Linked DNA regions of Homo sapiens: region 2 is linked to region 1. Evidence: read pairs that join two places in POLR2A ChIA-PET (ENCODE). Cell type or tissue: OCI-LY7. All regions are shown on one strand. Each heading gives the region's core, and the rest is flanking DNA. Links, peaks and the distances in the headings are about the cores only. Region 1 overlaps ADORA2A-AS1 (ADORA2A antisense RNA 1). Region 2 overlaps SPECC1L (sperm antigen with calponin homology and coiled-coil domains 1 like).

Region 1 (2,915 bases), core at 232-2,731:
GCTGGGAGACAACTACCTGGTATGGATTGAAAGGCATCAAAGAGGCCCAGAGTCCTGTATTAACAGAATACACCCCAAGGCCAAAAATTCCTCCTTAGATGACAGCAGTATTACCCCAAGTGAAGGACATTTGCCATCTGGGGAGGGTACCATGATGATTTATTGGGTCAACATGTGGACATCCAGCAGAGAAGCCTGGAGGGGCTGAGACATAGGGTAGAGAAGGCATCCTGCAGCCCAGGGTTAAGCAAACTCTGCCAACTTTACAAAATGCTCTCACCCAAGGAGTGCCAGAGGGTGAAGCTGGGGAGGGTCCTCATCCACTTCCTCCATCCTACCCCATACTTCCTGTGGCCACTTCTTACTTCCCTAATCCTATTAGTAGGAGCTCTTCTCCTTATCTTCCCAAATCCAATCTATTGCATTCTGTTAATTCTTTCTGAACATCTTTGGAATCTGTTCCATCCACTCTACCCCTCAGTAACCCCTCAAAGTCATGGTCTTGGCGGAGGCACTATCATCTCTACCAACCTGAATACACTCCAAACAGACCTCTTTGTTGATCTCTTTTACCGCAATCTATTCAGCCCAAGCAGTCAGATTAATATCTCCAAAGCACAGCATCAGCCATGTCCCTCCCTTGCTCCAAAACATTTAGTGGACCCTAAATATGCAGCAGATCAAGTCCACCTTCTTTCTGTGGCCATTCAAGGACACAGCTTTGCCCTCCAGCCTGTCTCTGACCACCCACTTTCCTACCCACTACCCTGCTCCTCACTGTGCCAAACTGAACTGTCTACCATCCTCTTACCCCATTCCCTGCCTTTGTCTCTCAGGCAGGCCACTTTGCCTGGGATGCTGTCACTCCCCTACTTTAGACAATTCCCATGCTTCAGGGACCACCTGAAGAGCCGTCTCTTCCATGAAGATGGAGGGAGACTTTGCTGAAATCCTCTTTTCCCCTTCCTGAGCGCCTTTAGATGCATGCCTGTCCCACGCACCAGAAGTTTGTTACCTGCTTCTGATGACATCTCTTCTGCTGCTAAGTTATGACTTAACGCCTGAATAATGTGCTGGTTTTCACCAGTGTATGTTCTATTTTCCTACCAAGACTATAAATTTGAATCCCAGAGAGAGGAGTGGGGATGGTATCTCCTCCATCCTAGGGCGAAGCATAGCAACACTTGGTAAGGCACACTGACTGGGTCGAGAGACCTGGGTTTTAGTTCTCTGCTGCCATTAACTGGTCATGTGACTTTGGGTTTCCTTCCCTGCAAAATGATGAAGCAGTGGATACATATCGCTTCCAGCTCTGGTATTCTCTGAGTCTATTTGACTGTGGGCTGACCCACCCAGCTCTAGGCCTGGCTAGGGAAGGAGCAAGGGAGGCTATGGACAAGCCCAGGGAGAGAGAGAGGGAGAGGGAGATGGGGAGCTAATAGCTCTGGAGGAAGGAAGGACATGCTGGGCTAATGGGATAATTGGATAATCCTCAGAGCTAGGGGCTGCCAGGCTGGGGCCAGCTGTTAGAAGCAGACACAAATAGCACAAGCAAAACAAGGGCGCTGATGCAGGAAGCAGCTTGCTGAGAGATATGGAGGAAGGTGGGTGGTGGCCAGAGGGTGGGGGAGGGGACAAAGAGAAACTGGAGCCCCTTTCTGTTGAAATTTTGAGGACAGGATCTTAAGGTCTTGTACTCTGACCCCATTTAGAAAGACTGCATTTAAGGATCCTGGCCTTCTATATACCAAAGAACATTCTTAGAGACCAGTGGTTTATCTTGGCCTCCACAGTGTCCTGGCCACCAAGGACCTTTAAGGACCATAAAGCCCTCATCTTTGCCCATTGAGGGTTATCTGTAAATGGGGCATCCATTTGACATGCCTGTGAAAATATTGCTGGACTCTTACAAAATATTAATTTTAGATACATGACTCAGTGGGTCCCTTCATTTCAGGCAGATAAGTGGTTCTGTCAGTGGGGTTGGGCACAGAACAAAAGAAATTTTGGAGGGGTCTAGGACCCAACTCTGCTAGGTCACATAAGTCATGACCTCAGTGACTGGACCTCAGTTAGCCCATCTATAAAATGGGGACAATAAGCATTACCCTCCCTGCAAGGCTGTTGTGGAGATAAAATGAGATCATGAATGGGAAAGTAATTTGAAATGCAAGTGCTTTGCCAAGCACTTTAGTCCCAACTCTGTTTCTAATTTTGTATGATTTTAGAAAGGCTATTTCCTTTCTCTGAGTTCCAGTGTCTTCCACTATAAGATGATGAGATCAGACTAGATGCTCTTTAAATTCCCTTCTAATTCTAATGACTCTAATTCTTATTAAAAATAGTATATTTACATTTGTATACCCTATAAGGACAGTATGAGAAAAGAAAATTAGAGGCCAATTTTATTAATGAACATAGATATAAAATACTAAAGATTAGCAAGCCATATCTAGCAATGTACAAAAAAATATATAAATCATTATCCAGTAGGGTTTATCCCAGGAATGCAAGGATGGTTTCACATCAGATAATCATTCAATATCATTCATATTAATAAGTTAAAGAACACTAAAGGAGAATCTCAACAGATGCAGAAAATGCATTTGATTTAAAAAAGTCAACACCCAATCATAGAAAAAACTGTTAGCAAACTAGAAATATAAAAACATTTTCTTAACTCAATAAAGTATATTTTTCAACATCTCACTGAACACACCATAGTCAATGGTGAAATAGAAGCCTTCTCTTTCGGTCAGGCACGGTGGCTCATGTCTGTAATCCCAGCACATTGGGAGGCTGAGGTGGGCAGATCACGAGGTCAGGAGTTCAAGACCAGCCTGGCCAACATGGTGAAACCCCATCTCCACTAAAGAATACAAAAATTAGCTGGTTGTGGTGGCACATACCTGTAA
Region 2 (2,915 bases), core at 154-2,653, 110 kb before region 1:
AAGTTTTAAAAGTTGCTCCTCCGTGCCATTGTGGAATGCAGATGAGAAGCGGGGCAGAGGGCTATTCAGTAGTGCTCAAGAGGCCGCTCATTGTGCATTTTATTCAGCCGCTTTTGGACAGTATAGTTGAGGCGGAGTATTTCCACATAGGTGAGAGTAGCCAAAGGAAACATTGCCTAAACCCCATTATCCTGTGATAAAGGGTAGCCCTGGCTGCACCTCTTCCCTAAAATAATGGTGTTGGGGAGCATTTTCGAGTTGAGACATTTGTGCTGTGTTTACTAGTGTGCTCCCTCCGCATTTATATTGTGAGTTCGTGGCTTTGCATTTGCATGTATATACAAGATGTTATGTCCTTTTTTTTTTACCCCGAAACGGGGTCTCCCTCTGTCACCCAGATTGGAGTGTAGTTGCATGATCTCGGCTCACTGCACAACCTCTGCCTCCCAGGCCCAACCAGTCCTCCCACCTCAGCCTCCCAAGTAGCTGGGACCACAGGCGTGCACCACCATGCCTGGCTGTTTTCTGTGTTTTTGGTAAAGACAGGGTTCTGCCACGTTGCCCAGGCTGGTCTTGAGCTCCTGAGCTCAGGTAATCCACCTGCCTGGTCCTCCCAAAGTGCTGGGATTACAGACATGAGCTACCACGCCTGACATTATGTCGTAATTTAAAAAGAAGGGAAGGGAATACTGTTCCACCAATTTAATGACCTTTTTTTTTTTTTTTTTTTTTTTTTTGAGACGGAGTCTCACTCTGTTGCCCAGGCTGGAATGAAATGGCATGATTTCGGCTCACTGCAACCTCCACCTCCTGGGTTCAAGTGATTCTCATGCCTCAGCCTCCAAGTAGCCAGGATTACAGGTGTGCACCACCACACCCAGCTAATTTTTGTATTTTTAGTAGAGACGGTTTTAACCACGTTGGCCAAGCTGGTCTCAAATTCCTGACCTCAAGCAATCTGCCCTCTTCAGCCTTCCAAAGTGCTGGGATTACAGGCGTGAGCCACTGTGCGCAGCTGATTTAATGCTTTTTTTATGTGCTCTCTATTAATCAAACTTCATCTAAAATTCTGAAAATATAGATAAAAGCAAAATAAAGATGCCAAATGTAATAAACTTCAAATAAGATGAACTTTAAGTGGTGTTTATCAGTTGACGTTTAATGTATGAGGCATCACTTTGTAAATCTTTGTAAAGATAGGAGGTGAAAAATATTTCTACAAGTTGCAAAAAACTAATACTTATGAGCTACATTCAGTAGCTTTTTAGTACATGATTAGTTAGTACAGTGCGTCTCAAACCTAATCGTATATAAAAATCATGTGGAGAGTTTTTAAACAGGTAAAATTCCCAGACCTCATCCTGGTAAACCATAATCTCTGGGGACTGGGGCCTAAGCTTGGGATTGTTAGTTTTTCAAAACTCCCTGGGTAGGAATTCTACTTCTAGCTATGTGGGAGTAACAGGCTGGATTATTCTGCCATCACAAACAACGATTAATAGAAAGATGGACAAAATATAAGAAACAATTATTTTCAGACATTGTACGTAACTGTGATCCCTGAACAAAAATTTTAAAATGAGGTAAGTCCTACTGTGGCCCACAGTCTTTTCCTGGAGGCAATTTCCAGGTGGTGGTGCAGGGAAGATGAACCTACATGGAGCAGGGAAGAGAAAACCAATTGGATCTGAGTAGACACAAATCAACATTCAAGGAGAAGGCGACTGCTCGAATTTGCAGGGCAGATACTGGGAGGAGGGAGCTGCATAGAGAAAGGAGTATAGAAATCTGCGTAGGCATCCCTTTGAGTCTTTTCCTGAATACCAACCTGCACCTGCATTGGGTGAAACCCCACAAGGATAATTTTCCAGGAACAGCCCCGCAAGAATAATTTTCCAGGAACAATTTCCAGGAACAGGGAGCTATCACACAAACACTTCTGGTAGCTCACCTAGGGCAGGAAATCATTTGAGTTCCCACCAGCCGCTGTGGAGACACCTCTTTGAATAGATGGCATTCATTATAGACTCCTAAAGGACCACACCTGAAAGTATCATAGAACTAAATACCCTCAGAGTAAATAGTATTCTAGATCTGCCGTAAAAGATCTTTAAAAATAAGATGCAGAAGGACCAAGGAGATCCTTAAGTAGCTATAGTAGGCAGCCTCTAAAATGTTCCCCAGCGATCCCCCATTGGTGGTAGTTGCTCCTTGTGTAATTTGCTCCTGTTGAGTGTTGGCTGCAGCTCGTGATTTGCTTCCAGTGAATATGGCAAAGCAAAAGAAGTGGTGGGATAAGGTTATCACTGCTAAAATCGTTACAAAAAGCTTTGCTTCTGCCTTGAATGTTCCTCTTGCTATCACTTAGAGCCACCTACTCCAGGGAATCCCAGTTCCCATGTTGTGAGCCAGCCCTGCAGAGAGGCCCACATTAGGAAGTGTGGGAACAGATCTTCTGAAGCTTGCCAGCAGCCATGTAGATGAGCTTGGAAGCAGATCTTCGATCCTCGAGATAACTGCAGCCCTGCTGACAACCTGATTGCCTCCTCGTGCTAGACCTTGAACCAGAGGCACTCCGCTAAGCTTTCTGACCCACAGAAACTATGAGATCATAAATGGATTGTTTTAAGCCACTAAAGATTTGAAGTAATTTGTCATGCAGCATAGGTAACTAATACAGTAGTGTACTTATTTGCCAAAGTAATAATTTTTAAAGGAATACAGCAAAATATAAGACTCCATCATAATCTGGCATGCAATAAAAAATTACTAGACAATGAAGAAGCAGGAAAATGTCACCTATAACCAGGGGAAAAATCAGTCAATAGATGCAGACCTAGAACGGATAGAAATGATAGGATTAGCATGCAGCAATGTAAATATGATCTCTGCTTAAGTATGTGAAGGGAAGCATG

Evidence for each region. Peaks named below come from ENCODE experiments on the same cell type or tissue, not always from the same donor. Only the 100,000 strongest peaks of a DNase experiment are listed, where the experiment ranks them.
Region 2: POLR2A ChIA-PET joins it to region 1 with 6 read pairs; 2 of 35 experiments call an interaction of 5 or more read pairs at or near these places.

The regions. Positions count from the first base shown.
Region 1 is chr22:24,449,302-24,452,216 of GRCh38, forward strand. The region is part of intron 3 of ADORA2A-AS1 (ADORA2A antisense RNA 1); the gene reads right to left. Among named protein-coding and RNA genes, the nearest start is that of ADORA2A, 23 kb to the left of the region's middle. In OCI-LY7, for the core only: no CTCF peak of the experiment used is centred there; a DNase peak (open chromatin) is centred at 1,560; H3K4me3 peaks cover 461 bases.
Region 2 is chr22:24,339,430-24,342,344 of GRCh38, forward strand. The region is part of intron 10 of SPECC1L (sperm antigen with calponin homology and coiled-coil domains 1 like); the gene reads left to right. All of the region lies in intron 10 of SPECC1L-ADORA2A (SPECC1L-ADORA2A readthrough (NMD candidate)), which reads left to right. Among named protein-coding and RNA genes, the nearest start is that of SPECC1L, 70 kb to the left of the region's middle. RefSeq lists an enhancer at 1-239. In OCI-LY7, for the core only: no CTCF peak of the experiment used is centred there; no DNase peak of the experiment used is centred there.